2 separate regions of the Mus musculus genome follow, and region 1 is linked to region 2. The links are chromatin loops, found by intact Hi-C in ENCODE. Cell type or tissue: heart. All regions are shown on one strand. Links, peaks and the distances in the headings refer to the core of each region. The heading gives the core; the rest is flanking DNA.

What was found. Hi-C counts contacts between places; a loop is a spot of excess contacts. Peaks named below come from ENCODE experiments on the same cell type or tissue, not always from the same donor. Only the 100,000 strongest peaks of a DNase experiment are listed, where the experiment ranks them.
Region 1: a loop joins it to region 2, with 2.8 times the contacts of the local background. A loop is called at or near these places in 3 of 42 quality-filtered maps.

The regions. Positions count from the first base shown.
Region 1 is chr3:94,886,570-94,891,947 of GRCm38, forward strand. Psmb4 (proteasome (prosome, macropain) subunit, beta type 4) reads right to left here and starts at 389. Exons shown (of 7, transcript NM_008945.3): 1 at 200-389; 2 at 1-78. The coding sequence starts at 339. In heart, for the core only: a CTCF peak has its summit at 2,201 (motif pointing right); a DNase peak (open chromatin) is centred at 392; H3K4me3 peaks cover 881 bases; H3K27ac peaks cover 926 bases.
Region 2 is chr3:94,834,168-94,839,545 of GRCm38, forward strand. Pogz (pogo transposable element with ZNF domain) reads left to right here and starts at 3,270. Exons shown (of 19, transcript NM_172683.4): 1 at 3,270-3,573. In heart, for the core only: no CTCF peak of the experiment used is centred there; DNase peaks (open chromatin) are centred at 3,234, 3,554 and 4,044; H3K4me3 peaks cover 2,441 bases; H3K27ac peaks cover 2,156 bases.

The DNA.
Region 1 (5,378 bases), core at 180-5,179, 52 kb after region 2:
CCCAGCATGTCTGCAGCAATCACCACTCCGCCGTCGAACTTCACCCCGAGTACCGATGTCCCGGTCACCATGGGGTTCCTGAATCGTGAAAAGGGTCCCTGAGCGCGAGGCCGGAGCCCCGATTGCTGGCGCCCGCGCATCAGAGGTCCCCGCATCCCGGCCCGCCGCCCATTCCCGGCGCGGTGAGAGCGCGACTCACTGGGTCCGAGTGATGGGACCCTCGCAGGGCGCCGACGCCGGGTCCATGAGGCCGCTGGGGGTGGCCGGGATGCGGTAAAACTGCCCTGGAGCCGGACCCCCGGCCCAGTGGCCAGCCCGTGACTCCCAAAACGCTTCCATCTTAGTCACCTCAGCCGACAGAAATGAAAGCGCTAGCGTCACCGGAAACGGAAGTGGTCCTTTGCCACGCCTCTCTTCTTCCTGCCTGCCTCTTCCATGGGTCAGGACTCCGGCTCTGTATTTATAAAGCCGTTTGAGGAGTCCTGGTCCAGAGTAGCCGCCAAGACTGACAGAAATGCACAAGGCCGCATCCCCGTATCCCACTGCAGTAGGGATGCCTAGATCCCAGTATTCTGACAATTCAGGAGGAGCAGGCCGTGTGGGACAAGCACCAGGACCTGTTACCATGTGCTTTTTGGATCAATATCAAAAACAAGGCTTGAAGAATCACTGGACCCAAGCTCTCTTACTGTTTTACTTCTCAGAGCCGGCCAATAGAGCAGGCATTATCAACTTATTTGATAGATAAGAAGCCGAAGCATAAGATACAGTGGTTTACCCCGTTACAGTCAATAAAAGGTAGAAAAGATACAAACCAAGGGGAGAGATGGCCCACGTTTATAGCACTGGGGTTCGAATCTAAGCACCCACGGGGTGGCTGACAATCACCTGTAACTCCTCTTCTAGCCCTGAGGGCACCAGGCACTTATGTGGTGAACAAGGGGGGGTGGGGGGGAGAGAAGAGGGAGAAAGAGAAAAATCTTAGTATTCAGAAGGCTGGAACAGAAGGAATGCCTCCAGTACAAGACCATTCTGGACTACACTCAGAGTCCAGGACAACCTGAACTACTGAGAGATCTTGTATTAAAAGAAAAAAGAATCCACAGTGAACTAGAGGCAGTGGAGGAATTCCCCTGCCCCCTCAAGATAGCATACAAAACAATAGGTTTCATTACAGCCTTTTCATCCTAGATGTCGTTTTACTCTACCCTCACTGGTGCCCATCTCAGTGCCTTCCCTGTCTTCCTGCTTCCTCCTCCCTGTCTAAGAAGACCCTTCGTGCTTCCACTGACACGTGTTCTATTACCTTCTAATCCTTCACCCGGGTCCCTAAAGAGCCTTTTCCTTATGAGCACCTTTCTACTTTCCTGACCTAATACACACATACAAACACACCTAGATTCCACATATGAGAGAATATTGATGTTGAAGTTCTGACCCAGAACAATTGGCTGAGGTGCATATTTAACATATTCAAGTCGACATAGCCTCCAGGTTCTCCCAGCATCCCTCAGTCCCTACCTGGCACAACCCACCCTTTACTCTGAACTTTTCCAGCCCAGGGGCCAGGATTCCCCTCCCCACAGAGGCTCTTTCCTATATAATCCAGACATTATTTGTCTGAATATTAATTTTGCCTAATATTCTCTTGTATTTCCTTCAGAGACTCTAGTGTATACAATCCTTTTTTAAAAAAGATTTATTTATTTATTATATGAGTACATTGTAGCTGTCTTCATACACACCAGAAGAGGGCATCGGATCCCATTACAGATGGTTGTGAGCCACCATGTGGTTGCTGGGAATTGAACTCAGGACCTCTGGAAAAGCAGTCAGTGCTCTTAGCCACTGAGCCATCTCTCCAGCCCTGTTTACCATCTATTTGAACATGTCCCTGTGGCTCTTAAAAAAAAAAAAAAGATTTGTTTATTTGGGGCTGGAGAGATAGCTGTTCTTCCTGAGGACCCAGATTTGATTTACAGAACCTACTTGGTGGCTAGTAACCATCTGTAACTCTAGTTCTATAGGGTCTGACATCATATTGCAGTGTGGGCACCAGCCACTCACATGCTGCATCCATACATATACTAAAATAATAGTAACTACCATCATTGCTTCTCAAAATGTTTTGTATGATGGGTGTTTTGCCTGCAGGTGTTCAGGACATGTGTGTGGTGTCTTTCAAAGCCAGAAGAGGGTGCTGTTTCCTCTGGAATTGTAGCTACAGGTGGTTGTAAGCCACCAAATGCTGGAATCAAATCAGCAATTTGCAAGAGCAGCAAATGGTCTTAATCACTGAGTCATCCCTCCAGCCCTTGTTTGTTTTTGAGTCACCATTCTATGTTGGGTATTTTCTACAGACTCACTTACAAGGCTCTCTACACAGCCCAGCCTAGACCTCCCTATACTGTCATGATGGACTCTTTCACTCGTCAATTTGACACGATCTAGAGTCACCTAGGAAGAGAGTCTAGTTCAGGATGGCCTACAGATGTGCTTATAAAGGGGTTTGGTTAACTGAGGTGAGACTAGCACTCTGATTATGGGTGGCCCCATTTCATGGGCTGGACCCTGAATTGTATGAGAATCAAGAGAGAAAAAAAGGAAGCCAAGAAAATGGTGCATGCACTCGGCCTCGTTCTCTGCTCCTGCCTCCCAATGTGGAAGGCTGCTTCAGGTTGTTCCTGCCTTGCCCCCCTGCAATGATGTGCAGTAACCTAGAACTGCATAAGCCAAATGAACCTTTCTATAGCTTCGGGCTTTTCCACCCATGCCTTACTACCTGGGTGGGGGTGAGGGGAGAACCAACTCAGATGTTTAATATTATTTACAAACTCCTAGGCCATAAGCTAAGCTAGTTCCCCGACTAACTCCTAACTTATTTTGTCTTTGTTGTTGTTGTTGTTGTTGTTGTTGTTTTTCCGAGACAGAATTTCTCTGTGTAGCCCTGGCTGTCCTGGAACTCACTCTGTAGAGCAGGCTGGCCTCGAACTCAGAAATCCGCCTGTCTCTGCCTCCTGAGTGCTGGGATTAAAGGCGTGCGCCACCACACTCGGCGACCATTAGATCTTTATTGATGATTCTTCTACACAGAACACAGATTATCCCAAAGCCTTTCCTAATTTTTTGTTGTTGTTGCTAATATTTCATCCCAGCAACGGAAATGAAGTTAACAACAGTCTAGGCTGGCTTCCTGCCTCAGCTTCCCAAATGTTATTATACCATCAGACTATTAGCTAACTTCATTAATTTATGTTTTTCTGGTAAACCCATACACTCAGTGTTTATTTACAGTTGTATTTCTTTTAATTCTGGAATGCCTACTTTACTGTAGTGCTTTGTTTTGTTTGAGATGGCCTCACTCTGTGGCTACTCTAGAGCTCACTGTGCCTCCCAGGCTGGTTTCAAACTCATCATCCCCCTTTCTCAGCCTCCCAAATGCTGAGAGTACAGCTGTGAGCTACCGCTCACAGGTTATTACTCTATTGGTTAAAATTCTGTTTAAACTTGAATATTTTCATCTGTATGGCCATAATCTCTCTACTTCAATTATGGGTGAGTAATATGAAACTTGTTCTGTCTGGATTCTTTCTTTCTTTCTTCTTCTTTTTTTCCCCTTTTCTTTCTTTTCTTCTTCATCCTTTTTTTTTTTTTTTTTTTTTTTAACTAAACATGATATCCTGGGCTGGTGAGATGGCTCAGTGGGTAAGAGCACCCGACTGCTCTTCAGAAGGTCCGAAGTTCAAATCCCAGCAACCACATGGTGGCTCACAACCACCCGTAATGAGGTCTGATGCCCTCTTCTGGAGTGTCTGAAGACAGCTACAGTGTACTTACATATAATAAAATAAATAATTCTTTAAAAAAATGATATCCTGAAGTGCCATCCATTTTCCTAAAAATAACACAATTTCATTCTTTCTCATGGCTGACTTTGACCGTGTTTGTGTGTTTGTGTGTGTGTGTGTGTGTGTGTGTGTGTGTGTGAATCACTCATCAGTTCACAGGCTCCAAGGCTGATAGATTCCATACCTCACTACAGTGAGTAGTGTTGCAAAAACTATGGGCATGCAAGTATTTCTTCTGTCTTCTGTCTTCACTTACTTCAGACAAATACTCCAAAGTGGTATAACTGGATCAGAACTATTTGATATTATATTCTATTAATGTGTACTAGCTATACATAATTATGGGTTTAATTATGGCATATCATACTTGTATACACAGTCTGATAATACTCATCCCTTATTAGCTTCTCATTTCTGCCCACGTCAACCAGTGTCCCTTCTTTTTGTCCTCTTCCCAGTTAGTCCCTCAAGTGGAAACTTCAGGGTTCTTTGCAGTCATTTGTTTTGAATGGTGTTTTGCTGGAACAAACACGTGAAGGAGGGTTTTCCTGAAGTGGACACGGGTAAAAGACTAAGGCAGACTCGTGAAGGAACGTTTCACTGAAGCAGACACAGGAGAGAGGATGTTCTGCTAAAGCAAACACGTGAAAGGACACTTGATGAAGGATTCTTTGCTAACGACATGCATGTATCGGTCCACCTTACATTGTGTAGTTGAGCTCCATTTGTCGGGACTCCATAGAGAGAAACACACCAAAAAAATCTGGTGGTGTGCTGCAGTTTCTTGCAGCCTCCATGGACTTGGGCTGATTGGCAGAGAGATGTCAGCTGAGACAAATGCACATACTGAGGCAAGATAACATGCTGAGGCAAGACCGGTGGAGGACATGTGATGTTTGGAGGGAGTATAAAAAGGACTCGAAGGACTGTGACAGAGGCTGAGCTAGGCCTCTGGTCTTGCATCTTCTTAGCTGATCTTCACTGAGAGAGGCACAGCCAAGAACTTTTCCTGGCGTTCCTGTTGGCTCTGGTTCCTCCTTCTGACTTGTGCTGAGGCTAAGGCCTGGCTGTCTCTACTAGGTAGTGCTACGGCTGCTGATTCCTGTTTGCTATCTTGACTCTATGGAACTGGACTGCTAATATATCCATGAAGTGTTTGGAAGTGGATCAAGCTGCCACTGCTAACCTGTGAACTGAACTGCCAATTTCTAGACAACACAGACGGGAATTGCTCCAAAGAACCATTTCTAAACAGTTTCACTTCCCCCATCTCCTTTCTTTTCCACTACCTCTGGTGGGTGGTGGGTGAAAAGGGAGGTTAAAGCGATTAAGAACATATCATTAAAGCTGGGCAATGGTGGCACATGCACTTAGGAGGCAGAGGCAGGCAGATTTCTGAGTTCGAGGCCAGCCTGGTCTACAGAGTGAGTTCCAGGACAGCCAGGGCTACACAGAGAAACCGTGTCTCAAAAAAAACAAAAAAAAAAAAAAACAAAAAGAACCATCATGAGCTGGAGAGATGGCTCAGGG
Region 2 (5,378 bases), core at 232-5,231:
GGATAACACGGACTATAAAGTACTGCAGAGCTTTGGAGGATCCCGCTTGAGGTTTGACTAGTACACAGAGACTGCTATATAGTTTAAAGCTGTTGGCCTTTTCCTGGGGTGGTCTGTCAGCTAGCTACTAACTTATCCTGATGTCTCTCCATGTGAGTCTCAGTGCCTGCTTCAGCTCCTTAAGTCTCCTTTTTGCCTCCATCTTTCTCTTTGTCTCTGCCTTCCTGGAAGTTCCACCAGTACTACCTCCAGCAGCCAACTCTTTTTCATGTAAAAACCCACAATCCTTCTTACTCCACTAGTAGACTGGGGAAGCTTGTGATAGCTTGTCTCATTTCTAAGGGCTGCAGGGGAAGTGACATTTACATATTAACCCAGCATTGTCGGCTCCAAATAATTATTGAGAACACAAAAAAATATTCTTTTCCATAGCCAGAAAGTACAATATTTGTGGCTCGCCCCGATAGTAAAGTTTTGTTTTCTTTCATTTCCCCAGTCTGGCCTCAAAAGCACTATATGCTGAGGTGATCTTAAACCTTTGGTCATCCTGCCTTTACCTCCTAAGTACTGGGATTGCGAGTATGTGCCGCCATGTCTAGCACTTGTATAGTCCCTTTCGAATCACTGTTCTAGTGCCCTGAAGTAGTAATTTACAGCTTATTCTTGTTACAAAATTCCTTTCCCCACCAGCTATCCATCACTGAACCACTCATCAGTTCTGAGTACTGTGGGGTTCTACTCCATGCCTGCTGATCCCTGCCCACCCATTCCTCCAGCTGCCTCCAGCCTTAGGAAAGCTAAGCCATTTTTTACATTCAGCATGGTGTTCTTCCATTTTTTTTTTCTTTATGGAAGTTATAGTGCCACCACTCGCACAGTTTTGTTTGCCATCATGAGTTGAAAGTGTCAAAAGTGAAGACATGGCCTCACCACTGCCACCCTGGTCCACAATCATCTTTCACCAGGATTAATGTAGTAATATCCTAACTTGACTCCCTCCCTGTGGCTGCCTTTTCTCTTACTAGTTACCCAACCCCTTCCACACACAGCTGGAGAGATCTTTAAAAGCAAAAGGTCATTTCTCTTAAGGGGTTGACATCCTCTAGTGGTTTTGCTTTCATTAGAACTAAGCCCTGAACTCTGCTTCTTTCTTTTCAGACTTTTGTCCACATTACTTTACCAGGGCTTTCTCTAACAACTCCTCATAAAATACACATTTCTCCATCATTCCCTGTACCATACTTCCAGCCTTGAATCCTGCCCATTGCCAAAGCACTTAGCAAAGCATGGATTTATTTATGAAACACTTGGTAGTTTACGTTTCTAAGAAGCAGATAAGCCTCCGGTCTCAGAAGTCACCAATCTGGTCATCTTGAGGTGCCCAATCTCAGAACGTAGTTTTTCTGACTAGAGGGAGCAAAGGTCACTTGGGAACATTCTGACCAACAGCCCAACTGTGGTTCAATCCAATAGGATCAACTTGCAAACATGTGGAAGCTTTTGAGGTAACTTTATCACCAACCAGAACAAGTAAGCTCAGCCAATCACTTTTCTGAATCACAAGAGATGATAAAGACATCATTTTACACCACTAAATTTTGGGACTGCTTGCTATTTACTGTTAACTGATGGGAGAGTTTTAGTGTGTGTATATTTGTTGTTTCTTCCCTGGTAGAATGTAAGTTTCACATGCACAGGGGTTTGTGGTTTTGTTTTCCAACATTTTCATGTTTTAATTTTAAAAATTAAATTTATCATTTCTATGGTTTTAATCATAATATTATATATTGTGGGAGGGAGTTATAGGGTGTGTGTTTGAGTATAGATGCCTGTCAAGCCAGAAGAGGGCACTGTATCTCTCCACTGGAGTTGGAGGAACAGGCAGTTATGAGCAGAGTTCAGGGTGCTGGGAACTGAATTATGACCCAGAGGAGCAATGACAGCTCTTATCTACTGAGGCATCTCTACAGCCCCGGGACTTTATTACTGTATTCCTAGCACCAAGAACAGTGCCTGAAACATGAAAAATATACAATAAATATTGGATGAAATAATGGCGTATCAAATGTCTTCAGTAGGATGTGATTATGGTTGTTGTGGTCAACAAAACGTGGTGTAATTTGATGAGATATCTTTCGCTGGATGAAAGTAACTAGCTGGCAGTTTGGAGAATATATGCAAAGGAATAAGTATGGCTCTGGATCTACCCATTCCTGTACCAAGCAACTTTGTTTAGAACTTGGTTTGGAGCAAGTATCAATATATGGCTTAAAGATCATTCTCAAAAACCCAAGGGAAATACTGCATTTTATCATCTGAGGACATAATGAAGGACAAAACTTAGCTACCAGAAGTTAGTTTTTGTTTGTATGAAAAGTGGTAGATAATCTTGAATGGACTAATCAATTTACTTGAGCCAATCCAACGGGGCCATGGAATCTATGGTTTCTGAGATTGGAGATCTCTGCTGAGTCTATGCACAATGGTTTCAAAAGCAGTTCCCGCCGGTAGAATGACCTTAATAATCACGAGGTTTCTCCCCCAGAATCCAGAAGGGCTTGATGATAAAATAGGTTTTAAAAACAATTCTTTAGCTAGGTGTGGTGGTGATTCCTTTAGTTTTCAGTACCCAGGAAGCAGAGACTCGTAGATCTCTGAGTTTGAGACCAGCCTGCCCTATCTGGTGTGTTTCAGGACAGCTAGGGCTCTGTAGAAAGTCCCTGTTTCAAATAAACAAACAAACAAGCAGAAAAACAAAACAAAACCTCAAAACCAAAAAAGTATTTCATTTATACAAGGCACACTGTCACAGAAGGTTACTCAGACAAGTGTCTCTTAAGGTAGAGTGTTATCTTGCTTTTTGTTGCAACAACAGTTGTTGGTGCCATTGGGACTCACCATTTTGCTTGTGGCATGAAGTTTTTCTCTTGAATTGGTAATAAACCTTGAATAGAAAGTAGGGAGAGTGCAAATTTGTCTGGAAAGTCTAAGAAAGTATATTATGAGATATTTTCTTTGGTAGTGTCATTTTTCTCAGCAAAATTTGGAAACTGTTTGTGAAGCTAATTATTCTTTTCTCCATGAAAGCTTTTTCTTTATTTATTTATTTGCAGGCCCAGACAAACTTGACTAGAAAAGAAGCCCGGACAAGGGTTAGGATGAGCGATGACGTAGCGTACTAGCCAGCCAATTGAAAGAGCACGAGAAGGGGAGGGCGGAAGTGACGAGAGGTATCCCTCCGCGGGGCGAGAGGGTCGGTGGGGGGAGTCGGCGTTTCTCTCCCCCGCGCCAGCTCCCATACACGGAGCCACATTCCTTGGCCCCCCCACCCCCTCCCTCGGGGCCCCCCGCCCCCCTCGGGAAAAAAATCCACCCCAATCACTCGAACCCGAGGGAGGCTTCCTTTCACCCTCGGGGAGAGGAGCTTTCAACGGTTCCCTCTTCCCCGTCTCCCCCCCGAACCCCGGTCCCCTCCCCTGCTCCCACCCCCTACTCCCGGCGCCGGGTGCAAGGTCCCTTTAAGGCGACGGCACCTTCCTCGGGTCAGACTACCGGCGGCGACGACCACGGGAGGTGAGTGAGCGAGCGAACCCCGGCGCTCTCCACCCCCTTTTCCCGGGGGTTCCGTTATCTTTTCGCTGGGCCGAGGCGTTCCGAAACGAGACAATGAGAGGGGGATGGGGCGCGCGCGCGGGTTGGGGGAGGGGCCGAGCGCGCCCCCGCGGCCCCCGAGTGGCGGCCGCCCCACGGCAGCGCGCGCTGTGGNNCGCGCACGTGGTCTGCGGCGCACCCGGGCCACGGAGCCGCGCGCCCCGGCGACGGTGGCCCAGGCCCCGGGATGCCCCACTGCCCCCGCCCCCCTGGCGGTGCCGCGCGCGCTCGCGCCCCCACGGCCGCGCACCGCGGACGTCCACAGGCACGCCGGGCGCGAGCGTCCCGGAGGAGTGGGCGGCGCGGGCGGCGGCGGTCACCGGGGATGGGGGGGAGTTTGCAGAGGCGCGGGCACGCGGGGCCGCAGCTGCGGAGCGGTGGAGCCCGGGGTTCCCGCCGCCCCCACGCGCGGAGGCGTGAGCGCTGGTTTTGAGCGGGAGGAGGGAAGCGAGTGGCTGCCCCGCCGGTCCCCTGTGTTATGTAATCCCGCTCCGTCTGCGAGGACATCCCAAGCCTCTGCAGCTAGTTGAGGAAGTCTCCTCCCTCGGCCCCCAAATTTATGCATGGATGGCGCTGTGATTTACAAAATGGAATGGGGCAGAATCTATTTTCTGGTGATTATGTCCTGCCGCTGTAGGCGCCATATTTAGCCCAAGGACTATTTTCTTTAGATTTTTCAACACCTTCTGAAAAAGAGTAATGTCATCAAGCCACCTGCTTTCCCTTGTGTCTGCCTATGGTCCTGGTTTCCTCTCCTGAGTTGTGGAATTCTTGCAAAGGGTCAATACCACTGCACATTTCTCACTTATCTTAAGCCTTTAGTAAGAGAGCTGAGAGTCTTTTTGGCCTTTTCGTTCTCTAGGAAGACATGGAGATTGAATTGTAATGTCTTTTCAACAGTGCAGAGATAGCCTTTTCTCCACACCTGTTCACCTCCTTTTGTAGCGCAAAACGCCACAAAGATGAGGTTTTAAAAGCAGTTTCCCCAGATGAAGCGAGAAAGGAGTAAGGCAGCTGTTCCTCTTGGACGGTGACAAGGCAGTTGGACCCCGTCCGTGTTCTGGAAGGAGGAAATTGGGATGACTTCTTTATTGTCGTCATTCTTAACTTTAGGGTGCATTCAAGCATTTTGGAGGCTATTAAACGTGAAGTTTAAGGACTTTGTGCCTAAAAGGTTTTTTTTTTTTTTTTTTGGAGGGTGGGGTGGAGTGGAGGGCTAGTATCATCTTTATCTACACTGGGCAACTAAGATAATCAGTATATTAAAGAGTATTGCTAATGTGGGAAGGTGATCAAAATATAGTGTTAAAACAATTAGATTGTGCCCTCGATTTCTGTCCCCTTCCCTGTATTGTCAGGGTATGTCAAACGGAAATAAAAATAGAAAGGACTTGGAGGAGAACAGGTGGGCTTAAGAGTTGCCACTCCCATCTTGACTAGGTTCTAATCTAGGAAAGCAGTTTACCCATTGTGGTTAGCTGAGCCTGGAGTACACCTCAGCACCATTCAAGGGCGTCTTGAGACCTTAAGAATTATGAGTAAAGCTTTTTGTGTCTCCCATGACTTTTGCAGTGATGATGTGTAAAAGCAAGCCCCTGATTTCGGTGTGCTTACCTGAGAATGGCCTTGATGGAGCAATGGCAGCATGAAACTAGCATGAAATTGTTACGTTTCAGCTTTGGAATATATCTTTAGTTTTTAAGAATCTAATAAAACTGAAAGGCATG